2 separate regions of the Homo sapiens genome follow, and region 2 is linked to region 1. A link is a contact called in ENCODE Hi-C or POLR2A ChIA-PET data. All regions are on one chromosome and are shown on one strand. Each heading gives the region's core, a stretch centred on a gene start or an enhancer-like site at or near the end of the contact. The rest is flanking DNA. Distances are from core to core; before and after follow the strand shown.

Region 1 (5,922 bases), core at 3,021-5,520:
CTGCTATATACCAACCATTGCACAGTGAATTTTCAGTATCATGTTTAATTTCTTCAATAGCACTGCAAGATTTTTAAGTATCCAGTTTTATGTCAAGGAAACAAGCTAAGACTTTTAGGAATTTGCTTAGACATAAAGCTAGTAAGAAGGAGGTCTGGGATTTGAGCCTTTTTTTTTTTTTTTTTTTTTTTTGAGACACAGTCTCACCACTCTGTTGCCCATGCTGGGGTGTAATAATGCGATCACAGCTCACTGCCACCTCAGCTTCCTGGGCTCAGTTGATTCTTCCACCCCAGCCTCCCAAGTAGCTGAGACTACAGGTGTGCACCACCATGCTCAGCTAATTTTTTGTAGAGATGGGGTTTTGCCATGTTGCTCAGGCTGGTCTCAAACTCCTGGGCTCAGGTGATCTGCCCAGCTGTGTCTCTGACTTTCTTATTTAAAAGTTCTTACTATGTCCATTGCGTTCACAGAAAGTCTACCACAGATGGTCTAGCCACTGGACATTTCCTTGCTCCCACTTTTGCTTTTTTATTAAATAAATAGAGAAGGGGTCTCGCTATGTTGCCCAGGCTGGTCTTAAGCTCCTGGCCTCAAGTGATCTGCCCACCTCAGCCTCACAATATGTTGGGATTACAGATGTAAGCTACCATGCCCAGCTTTCACTTTCTGATAAGTAAAGGTACTAGCTTGGCTTCAATTAAATTTAAAATTACTTTGTGATTTAAAATAACTAAGGTAAATTTTGTACTTCTCAGAGTAGGATCAGTAACTCCAGAGAAGGGTTCTGTTCTGAAGTTTCCACGTATACTCGTAACTCTTTGGTAGCAAAATTTCAAATGAGAAATTCCTCTGCAAAGTTGATATAGGTAGTACTTATTTGATGATCAGGACAAATGTTAAATTTTTGTTCTTTTTAATTACTCATCTACCTACTTCATACCAAGAAATATAGACTTAAATATTTATTTGACAAATATTTCAGGGTCTGCTATGTTATAGGCTCTATTAGGCATGTGTTCCAGAGATGAAAGGGTATTTTCCGTAAAACCCACTCATAGTCTTGTGATGCAGTTATTGTCCCTGTTTATCCAAATGAGAAAACCAAAGTTTAAATGATGCGAAGTGCCCAGATCACACAGCCAATAAGTACACATACCCATAAGTAAAGTCAGTGATACAATGAGACCAGTAAACTGTCACATTATTCTTGATTATATAATCTTAAATTATTGTCAATAACTATTACTACATAGTGTCTGTGGTGAAGTCTTATGGAGATTAAAGTATTGTGAGTCAGTTCCTCTTCCCAAGAGTATCTCTAGGAACATAAGACATGAGTAATTGGTTTAAAAAATGATACAAGAAAGACAATGGTGTAGTACATTATGATTTCTAGTGTTATGATATTGATATGGAAAACAGAATTTAAGAAAAGAAAATTGAGAGTAGTATAGGATAGGATGGTCTGGAAGATGGAATTTAGTGATTAAATGTCTCTCATGTGCTAATGATACAAAGCTGAATAAGACAATAGTCCCTGTCTGCATGAGCCACGTATTTGGTAAAGACAGAAAGGCAGATGATAACAGTGCAGATTAATAAATGCTATGATGGAGGTATGCTAGAATGTTTATGAGAGTACTAGGAAGGGAGGGATCTAAATCAAGTGGGGGCAGTGTTGGAGGGGCAAATCCCAGAAGATATTCTAAAGGAGGTACTACTTAAACTGAGTTGAAAGACCAATTAAGGAATTAAGGAGGCTGGGCATGGTGGCACATTCCTGTAATCCCAGCAGGAAGCTGAGGTGGGAAGATTGCTTGAGACCAAGAGTTCAAGACCAGCCTGGGAAACAAAGCAAGACCCCTGTCTCTACAAAACATAAAATACTAGCTGAGCACAGTGGCGTGTGCCAGTAGTCAACTACTCAGGAGGCTAAGGCAGAAGGATCACTTGAGCCCAGGAATTTGAGGTTGCAGTGAGCTGTGATTGCACCACTGCACTGCAGCCTGGGCAACAGAGTAAGACCCGTCTCAAAAAAAAAAACCAAAAAATTAAGTGAAGGCGGGAAGGTTGGCTTGTTTCAGGAGAGGGATCAGCATGTATGAGAGCATGAGATAACATTGTGCAGTTCAGGAACTGCAAGTAGTTGAGTACAACTGAGTAAAGTTTAAATCAGGAAAATGAGTGAGATTATCCTGTGTAATTTTTAGGAAGGCTGCTTTGGCAGTGATTTTGAGGCTGGATTGCTTTTTATCCTGTGTAATTTTTAGGAAGGCTGCTTTGGCAGTGATTTTGAGGCTGGATTGCTAAGGTAAGGGGAGACTATAGGCAGAGATGAGTTATGTCATTGTTTTAAACTAGGTGAGATGTGATCAGGGCCTGAAACTAAGGTGATGAGAATAAGAGAGGGAGAGGATATTAAGATGGTAGAATTAGGCTAGGTGCAGTGGCTCATGGCTGTAATCCCAGCACTTTGGGAGGCTGAGGCAGGTGGATCACTGGAGGTCAGGAGTTCGAGACGAGCCTGGTCAACATGGCAAAATGCTGTCTCTACTAAAAATAGAAAAATTAGCTGGGCATGGTGGAGCACGCCTATAATCCCAGCTACTCATGGGGCTGAGGCAGGAGAATCGCTTGAACCCGGGAAGCGGAGGTTGCAGTGAGCCAACACCATGCCGTTGCACACCAGCCTGGGTGACAGAGTGAGACTCATCTCAAGCAATAAATAAATTAAAATAAAAAACTAGCCAGATGTGGTGCCGCATGCCTATAGTCCCAGCCACTTGGGAGACTGAGGTGGGTGGAGGATTGCTTGAGGCTGGGAGGTCCAGGCTGCCATGAGCTATGACTGCACTGCTGCACTCTAGCTTGGGCAACAGAGTGAGATGCTGTCTCAAAAAAAAAAAAGAGAGAGAGAGAGAGAAGGTAAAATTAATGGAATTTAGTGATTGACTTGGGATAAAGGAGAAGGTGCTTTGAGGTTTAGGTCACTCTGCGGAAAGTGGTACCATTTACTGAAATAGGAAAATTCAGCAGGAACAGATTGTCTTTTCGGGGAGGTGGATGTGAGAGGTAGCAGGTTGGTGTCTTACTTAAAGTATATTCTCTAAGTGGCTGCCATCTTTTCATTGGCTTTGTGGTTATGGAATAAATCAGAGTCGTGGAAGTGAGAGAGAATAGGCTAGTTTAGATTGCTATAAAGTGAAAGAAAGAGAAACTGGTAATTTAGAGAGGAACATTGAGTAAGATTTAAAAAACTTGATTATGTATATATGATGAAGGGAAAGGTCTGTGGGGCTGCCTCTTCTGTTGACACATGAGGAAAGGATGAGTACATGGGAGTATATATACTTAGACGTAAATATATGAACACATGCCTCCTATAAGCTTACGAAAATGTTGGTATAGTTTTCTTCTAGGCGATTCCAAAAGGCTTATCTGAGTCTTTTCTAGTCTGGCTCTAACCAAGAGCCCTAGTGCTTTATTTTTAAGTAGGATAAGAGAAAGCTGAGCAAGTAATTTGACCAGTGGCTTTGATTTTTCTCAGTGAAGAGGAGCAGGGTCTTCCTGGAACAAATGGGGAAGTGGTGGGGCAGTGGGGAAAGTGGGAATATGTTGGAGGACCTGCCAAGAAGGGTGGGAGAAAGTGGAATTGGGACACACAAAGAGAATTGCTAACAGCGCGGAGGCCCCAGTTATCATTGGTGCTACTGCAAATTCATAGACTCCAGTCCGCATCAGCCTAGGTGTCAGAGTAGAGAAATGAAATGGCTAGACTGACCAGGGACCCAGAAGGAGAAGGAAGCAAAAGAAAGGTAATAGTAGGAGTAATAATACTAATGGGAGTCATAGTAGAGAGCAAATGAACTGATGGTTTAGAGGCTCCTAATGAAATAGGAAAGGCAGAGTGGAACTGATATATCAGTGAAAACAGAATGGTCAGGAGACTGGAAAGAGAGGTCCTGATAAGGCTGAAGAGTCAAGTGAGAGATTAGAAAGGGAGAGTTGAAAAAACAGGATGTATTTGTTAGGGAATAGGATATGGTGGTTTAAGGTCAAGGCAGCTTTGAGGATCACGTCCTGAGAGTGGGGAACTAAAGTAGAGTGGGGTGAAAGTCTTTGACGTATATATACTTTTTTGAGACGGGTCTCGCTCTGTTGCTCAGGCTGGAGTGCAGTGGTGCGGTCACAGCTCACTGCAACCTTGACCTCCTGGGCTCAGGTGATCCTCCCACCTCAGCCTGCCGAGCAGCTGGGACTACAGGTGCACACCACCACGCCTGGCTAGTTTTTGTATTTTTTGTGGAGATGAGGTTTCCCCATGTTGCCTAGGCTGGTCTCAAACTCTGGGGCTCAAGCGATCCGCCCACCTTGGCCTCCCGAAGTGCTGGGATTACAGGCATGAGCCACTGTGCCTGGCCTAAAAGAGCCCTGTTAGGAAGATTATCCAGCATAGGTTTGCAGGATGGGTTGGAAGCGGGAACAGACCGAGAAGAACATGTCTTAATATCTCATTTTCTGGCAGCAATCTTTTTGGGTTCCTTCCGCATGCCCTATCAAGAGATTAAGAATGTCATCCTGGAGGTGAATGAGGCTGTTCTGACTGAGTCTATGATCCAGGTAAGGAGTAAGGTGGTTCTGCTGGAGCAGGCTCTTCTGTGTCGCTGGGCACTGGCCTCATCTCTGTGTAGATGAAGAGGATCCTCCTCCAGCATTGCTGACTTATGAATGCTGGCTTTGAGAAACTGCCTTTTCTCTGGTGGTCAGATTACTTCTGGTATATTTTGCAAAAGTACCCCCATCTCAGTAGCTGCCTCTCTTCTCCCACCATATGTTTCTTTCTGTATGGTCCTTGAGCAGAGTGTGGGACTGACAACAGAGTAAAAGTTGTTTAGGCTTGAGTTGTTAGCGAATTCCCCTCCAGCTGAGATGTCTCTTCTGTCTTTCAGAACCTCATTAAGCAAATGCCAGAGCCAGAGCAGTTAAAAATGCTTTCTGAACTGAAGGATGAATATGATGACCTGGCTGAGTCAGAGCAGTTTGGCGTGGTGGTGAGTGAGGCCTGTGGCAGTAAGCGGTTTTCCACCTCCTGTATTCCCCTCCCCTCTAGAGAGCAGCCTGGGCATATGCTCCTTGCCGCTTGTCTGTTTTTGAACCTGTCTTAATCTCTCTCTTCTCCCTGCTCTGGAGCTGTGATCCTCCCATAGGAGGCTCAAGCGTGTATCTTTTTCTGACTTCCCCCTCTTTTGACTGTAATGGAACTGCTTGTGTTCTTTACTAGATGGGCACTGTGCCCCGACTGCGGCCTCGCCTCAATGCCATTCTCTTCAAGCTACAATTCAGCGAGCAAGTGGAGAATATCAAGCCAGAGATTGTGTCTGTCACTGCTGCATGTGAGGAGTTACGTAAGAGTGAGAGCTTTTCCAATCTCCTAGAGATTACCTTGCTTGTTGGAAATTACATGAATGCTGGCTCCAGAAATGCTGGTGCTTTTGGCTTCAATATCAGCTTCCTCTGTAAGGTGAGCCAAAGAGGTAGGGCAGGACAACACAAGGAAGGCTGTAGCCTCTATGAGTTCAGTGTTGGCAGGAGGCCATCTTGGACATGTCAGGATTTAACAGTTTCTCCTCTTTCTCTAAGCTTCGAGACACCAAGTCCACAGATCAGAAGATGACGTTGTTACACTTCTTGGCTGAGTTGTGTGAGAATGACTATCCCGATGTCCTCAAGTTTCCAGACGAGCTTGCCCATGTGGAGAAAGCCAGCCGAGGTGGGGCAGTTTGGAATGAAGCTAGAGCCCAAAAGTCTCTGCATGGGGAGGGAAATAAGACACAGTCTAGATGTGAGAGCATTTTCAGTTCAGACTATTTCAAGTGGAAATGAGATAGGATTTAGGCATGGTGCCTAAGTCACAAGGGC
Region 2 (5,517 bases), core at 2,496-4,995, 75 kb before region 1:
CCTGGAACTCCTGGGCTCAAGCAGTCCTCCCACCTCAGCCTCCAGAGTAGCTGGGATACAGGCACAGGCCACCGGGCCCAGCTATCAACCCCTTTACTTTATAGATTAAGAAATGTTGACTAGACAAGTGATCTGTCCAAATTTAAAACTAGAAATAGAACCTTTATCTCCCACCCTGTCTGAATTATTCTTTCCATATGTAGCTGCTTAGTTGTGTCTTTACCACTAATTAACCATGTGAACTCTAAGCAAGTTATTTTACTTTTCTTCATCTTTTTATCTTTTGTAAAATTAGGGGGTTATTATGAATCATTTCTAACATCTCTGCTAATGCCCCAGATACTGTAAATGACCCAGAATGTAATTGCGGGCAGTGTTAACTTAGCTTCCTAGAAGATGGGGGATATGACTGGGCCTTGAATAAAATCCAAGATTTGGCAGAGTAGAGAGGGAAAGAATTCATGAGATGGGGAGCAGTAGAACAAAGGCTTAGGTGTGAATATGTGGCTGTAGTAAAGAGAAATGGCCTGATTATAGCAATTATATGAGGTTTAGTAGAACCATTTAAGAAAGGTAAAGCCACTTCATAGAAATTATTTTATCCCTGGTAAGGGCTTTAAGGTTCCCTTTCTATAAAAACCTGCAGAAAGCAGGATTGAAATTTAACATTTTGTAACAGGTTGTAATACATGTTGATGTCCGTTTTTGGCCATGTGATAAGTGGTGGTGACAGTAAGTACATTGGAATATCCAAGAAGGAATAGTGTTAAGGTCAGTTTTCAGCAAGTTATTTCCGCTACGTAGATGGAGTTTAAAAAGTTAAGTTTATTTGATTTTCAGTCCTTACCAATTTTAATACATCGATCTTTTTAGACTTTCAGAAATTAGATTTTAAAAGGCGTGACTCTTCAGCTGGATCTCAAGGATGTATAAGAAAATTATGGGCTCAGATAGGTAATGCCATTGTTGAAACAATCTGAGTCTATCTTTGGGCCCTGTTGTTTCTTCTAAATGTTCTTTAATACAGTACGATTTAGCTTTTGATTGCATACTTATTTGAAGTATTCTTCTGTCTTTCTTGAATGCAAAAATATATGTTTATATCTTATTTTGGGGTCTTATCTCCCATCTAGATTGTAAGGTTTCTAAGAGTAGTGGTAGTATTTAGCTCATGTTAGTTAATATCCTTTATGTATTTTATATTTTAGTTTTAATGTTAACCTTGGGAATCTTTTTCTTTTTTCTCATCTTAAGGTTTGCTTCCTTTTTTTTTTTTTTTAATAGCCTTGGGAATCTTGATTATTTTCAAGGCTCTCTGTTTCTGTGATCTAATATAGGAGACTGACAGTTTTGAAAACATTAATTCTCTCTCACCAAAGTAACTATGGGGCAGAGAGAATCACTAATGTAACTATATGTGACCAGAAGAACTCTGTTGAGAAGAGATTATTATTCATCTCTGGAGAGATAGTTTTGACTTGTGTTTAATGAAAGAACATGTCTGTAGGATTAAAAAAAACTCTTATGTTATTTTACATAGTGTAAGGCTATCAACTTTTATTATTAAAAATGAAAGCAGGCACTTTGGGAGGCCGAGGTGGGCAGATCACCTGAGGCCAGGAGTTCAAGACCAGCCTGGCCAACATGGTGAAACCCCGTCTCTACTAAAAATACAAAAATTATCCAGGCGTGGTGGTGCCCAGTTGTAGTCCCAGCTACCCGGGAGGCCGAGGCAGGAGAATTGCTTGAACCCAGGAGGTGGAGGTTGCTGTGAGTCGAGATTGTGCCATTGCACTCCAGCCTGGGCGACAGAGCGAGACTCTGTCTCAAAATAAATAAATAAATAAAAATGAAAGCAGGATTTGACTCAGTGCCCTTAGGGATTGTTACATACATTTAAAGTGAATAATTGCTAAGTTCCCATATTATTTGAATCTATTAATATGATCTTTAATGGCTACAGAAAGGTTTACATTGAGTATTAAATGAAGAGAACAAGGAAGAGTTTTCAAGTCCTCAGGGTATGTCTGGATATCCACAAAAAGTACTAGTGGCAGTAGGAGTGCACCATTTTTTTCATAAGCACATATACTCCCACCCAGAGCTATAAGAATTCCTTCAGTTCCTTCATTTGGCAATAGAAGCAAAATAGTTTTGGACTATTCTAAAATTATTTCATTTTGCATGGGGCCTAGAGGGATATTTTTAGTTTTCTTAGTTTTTGTGAAAGATGTGTGTCAGGCTTAGAGGTCTCTAGTGATTTCTTTCTTGATTCTTGTATTTTTAAAAGATGGGAGTTGGTCTTAGTTGGCAGCTCTTTGCATCCGCCAGGGCTGTTCGTTACTTACTTCTAGGTCTGTGGGTGACGTCTGTTTCCTGTGATTGAAACCGCAAGAAGAAGTGGTGAGAAGCCACTGTAGGATATGTATTATCAGGCAAGCAGCAGGCATTGGGCTGCCCTCAAAAAGAGCAGTAGTACCTAAGTATAGTCTTTAAGGAGTCGGAAGAGACCCTAGAAATGATCTGACCCAGCCTCTTAAAATTAGGAGGACACTGAGGCCTAGTGGTATTAAGTTGCTCAAAGTCGTGTAATTAGATGACCTAGGTTTTAGACTCCACTAATATTCTTCTCAGTATTCTTTCTCACATTGCATTGTCATACCTAAACTTTGTAACTGTGCCTTGTCAGGAGTGTTTCCTTAAGCAAAATACCACTGGAGAAGAGTAAATACTGATAGGCATTTTGCCTATGGTAATTGGATGATGATGTTTTGCTTTTAGATGATGTGCTAATGATTTTTTGTGTGTGCTTTTTTTTTGAAAACACATATATATTTTTGAAACAATACGTAAGAACCCTAAATTTCTATTTTTCATTTTTATTTTACAGTCTTTGTATATTTTAGTCATTATCTCTATGCACAAATATTTTTACAACATTGCCTTTATAGTTTACAGATGTTTTTTGCTTTTAAAATAGTGTCATAAAAATTTTCCAGCTTTCTAATCTTTGAAAATTGCCACCTTAATTTGAAATGGAAATGTATGTGTATTCTAAAAGTGATAGTTTTTTTCTAAGAAAATACAAATGTATATAAAAAGAGTAAAACAGTCCCATACTTTGTTTTTCAGAAATTAATTTTTTTTAATGGTTAGAACCAAAGAGAACAGTACATGATATATGGAAGTTTCTTTAGATCCTAAGTACTTTGGCATGAAATTCTGTGTGTGTTTGTGTTAGAACATAGTTCAACACAAGTACAATTGCTAGAAGTATCAGAACAACCTTATTTTAACACTTATATTTCTGGTGGTAGAGAAATAATAAGATTTCATCTTCATGCTCATCTCCCCTCCTCCCTAAGATTTTTTCAAAATCTTATTCTGAATGTGTACCGGGCCAAAAAATATTTTCTGTGGTTTCGTAGGATCAAGTCTGGCTTATTGAGTAGTAGTATAATTTTTGGATTAGTTAAGCGGTTGTCAGTAGGGGTAGGATTATTTCTGGGTATTCAGGAGTGGTGTGAGGATACAAAAAAGAGATTATTTAGAAATGAAAGGACTTTAGGAATGGGATTTAAAACAAGGTGTCCTCATACTTGGTGCCTGTATGTAGAAGCGGTAGCAGTTGCAGAAACTTCCTGCTGTCTGCTAGGCTTTGGGTGTGTCACACACATGCCCACCCTTGAGGAAGAGTAGATGTCCTGCTACTCACATCATAACATGGGAGGAGAAGACAGTTGCTACGGCGATTGGGAAACAGCATTCCTGAGTCACTGACTATTTCTAAATGAATGGACAACACCCCTTTTTTTAAAGGAGTGATCATAGTCTTCTCTAAGCTTAGGCAGCAGAGGGAGAGGCCTAGTAAGAAAGGAAGAGCAAGTATCAATATTTGAAGCTTGAGAAATATGTTGAAATTTTGGAAAAATTGGTTAACATTATGTTTTGTTTCCTGTATATGTATTCAAAAGTTGTATTGGAACCTTAGAATGTTTGAAAGGAAGGAAGCTTTGCTTACTGTTCTGTCACCAAATGACAGACTATGCATGCTGGCTTTCACCTTCTGAACAGCAGAAGATACCGGTGTGCCTGCTACACCTTGTGATACTTGATAGGAAAGTAGGACTTCCAGACTCTGAGCACTTTCTCTGTTGGCAGCTTGTTTGCCCAAACCATGTGTGCTTTATAGTGCAAGGACTGGCAGTTTGTATGGATGGACTTGGAGGAATGCAGCATCCTCAGCCCGGTTTCTACCTGTTCTGCTGTGCTGGAATAGTGATACCAGCGTGGCCTTTCCTCCTTCCCTCTGGGCTATCAACTACCTAGGATGCCGGCTGCCAGTTGCAGGGCTTTAGGATGAGCTGAGCTGTAGGCAAAAAGTTACTTTTTCCCTTTCCCCAAGGTACTTGCCTTCTTGAACTATTAGAGAAGTGATACTTTGGACCTGTTAGAGGATCCAATTCTAATATTAAGATAGTTTTCCCCTCATTTTAATTATAATTGGGAAATAAGGTTTATTGGAAAGCAGACTCACCAACAGTTTTAGACAGTTGTGCAGGACATTAAGTTAGTTGCTTTACATTTATAAGTAAATTATTTCAAATTTATAAGCAAATTATTGAAATACAGAATGGACTACAGTTACTACTGTTCTTTATACGGCATTTCTAACTTGTGCTTGACACTGGCCACTGCCTAGAATCTTTCATTGTTCCCGGGTGGGGTTAGGAAAAAGATGCTGATTTTGGAAGGCAGGGGTAGATTGATAGAACTCTTTTAATTAGGAATAAAAGATATTGGACTGTCTTTTACTATGTTTCCTTTGTTGGCTGTTGTATGAATTCTAACAAGTTTATTATTTATTTATGTTTTCTCAGCTTTATTGAGGTATAATTGACATACAAATTGTTTATGGTATACAACATGATGTTTTGATATATGTATACATTGTGGAACTAATGAGTTTAACTCTCCAGTGCTTAGTTTAGCTGTGGGGCTGCTGAGGCACTCTGAACCAAATGGAGGAGCTGCTACAGTCTTACCTAATCCTTCAGCACTTTTTCCTCAGTGGTCATGGAGAACATGAGCCTATCATTTCCATTTCTGGGGACTGCTAGGTAATCTTCAGCCTTCTTTCCCTTAAACACATTTAGCTTTTCTAGGTTTATAGTTTATATTTTTAAATTCCTGGTCATTTTGTGCCCCTCTTCTAGACTTCCTTTCCTCTGAGGTACCCTTTTTCTTTCCTTTATTTTCTTTTTGAAGTGGGTACTCCAACTCTACACAACGCCTGTGTAGGCTGCAGGCACCAATAAGTGGTGATGTCAGAATCTAGTTTGTTTCTCTGTAAATGCTAGATGAAATGTTGATTCAATTGCTGTTGTCTTTGGGCCATTCCTTGAAAATGGAAGGGAAAGTTCTTCTGTGCATTTAAAGTTGTCCATTATTTCATTTTCTTTAGTTCTGACTGACTTCTGTTTAAGGAGTGGGAATTGAAGAAGGGAAACTAGCCAG

Evidence for each region. A loop is a pair of places that touch in the nucleus more often than their neighbours do. ChIA-PET counts read pairs that join two places held with the same protein, here RNA polymerase II (POLR2A). Pooled maps may share reads with other maps.
Region 2: a loop to region 1 is called in a pooled map, with 3 times the contacts of the local background. The contact joins two enhancer-like sites. A Hi-C loop is called at or near these places in 1 of 168 maps with a recorded cell type or tissue (gastrocnemius medialis), 3 of 37 single-sample maps with no recorded cell type and 11 of 50 pooled maps. POLR2A ChIA-PET finds 5 or more read pairs at or near these places in 3 of 52 experiments (MCF 10A, OCI-LY7 and activated CD4-positive, alpha-beta T cell).

Annotation. Positions count from the first base shown.
Region 1 is chr5:141,528,304-141,534,225 of GRCh38, reverse strand. It overlaps DIAPH1 (diaphanous related formin 1), which reads left to right. Exons shown (of 28, transcript NM_005219.5): 20 at 4,529-4,623; 21 at 4,953-5,054; 22 at 5,285-5,524; 23 at 5,644-5,773. Among named protein-coding and RNA genes, the nearest start is that of DIAPH1-AS1, 27 kb to the left of the region's middle. Within about 2 kb of position 4,270, at least 22 of the 41 ENCODE cell types and tissues checked have a DNase peak (open chromatin) inside an H3K27ac peak, as active enhancers do; they include OCI-LY7 and gastrocnemius medialis, where a contact is called at or near this core.
Region 2 is chr5:141,602,724-141,608,240 of GRCh38, reverse strand. The region is part of intron 1 of DIAPH1 (diaphanous related formin 1); the gene reads left to right. Among named protein-coding and RNA genes, the nearest start is that of DIAPH1, 14 kb to the left of the region's middle. RefSeq lists an enhancer at 2,526-2,605. Within about 2 kb of position 3,745, at least 26 of the 41 ENCODE cell types and tissues checked have a DNase peak (open chromatin) inside an H3K27ac peak, as active enhancers do; they include OCI-LY7 and gastrocnemius medialis, where a contact is called at or near this core.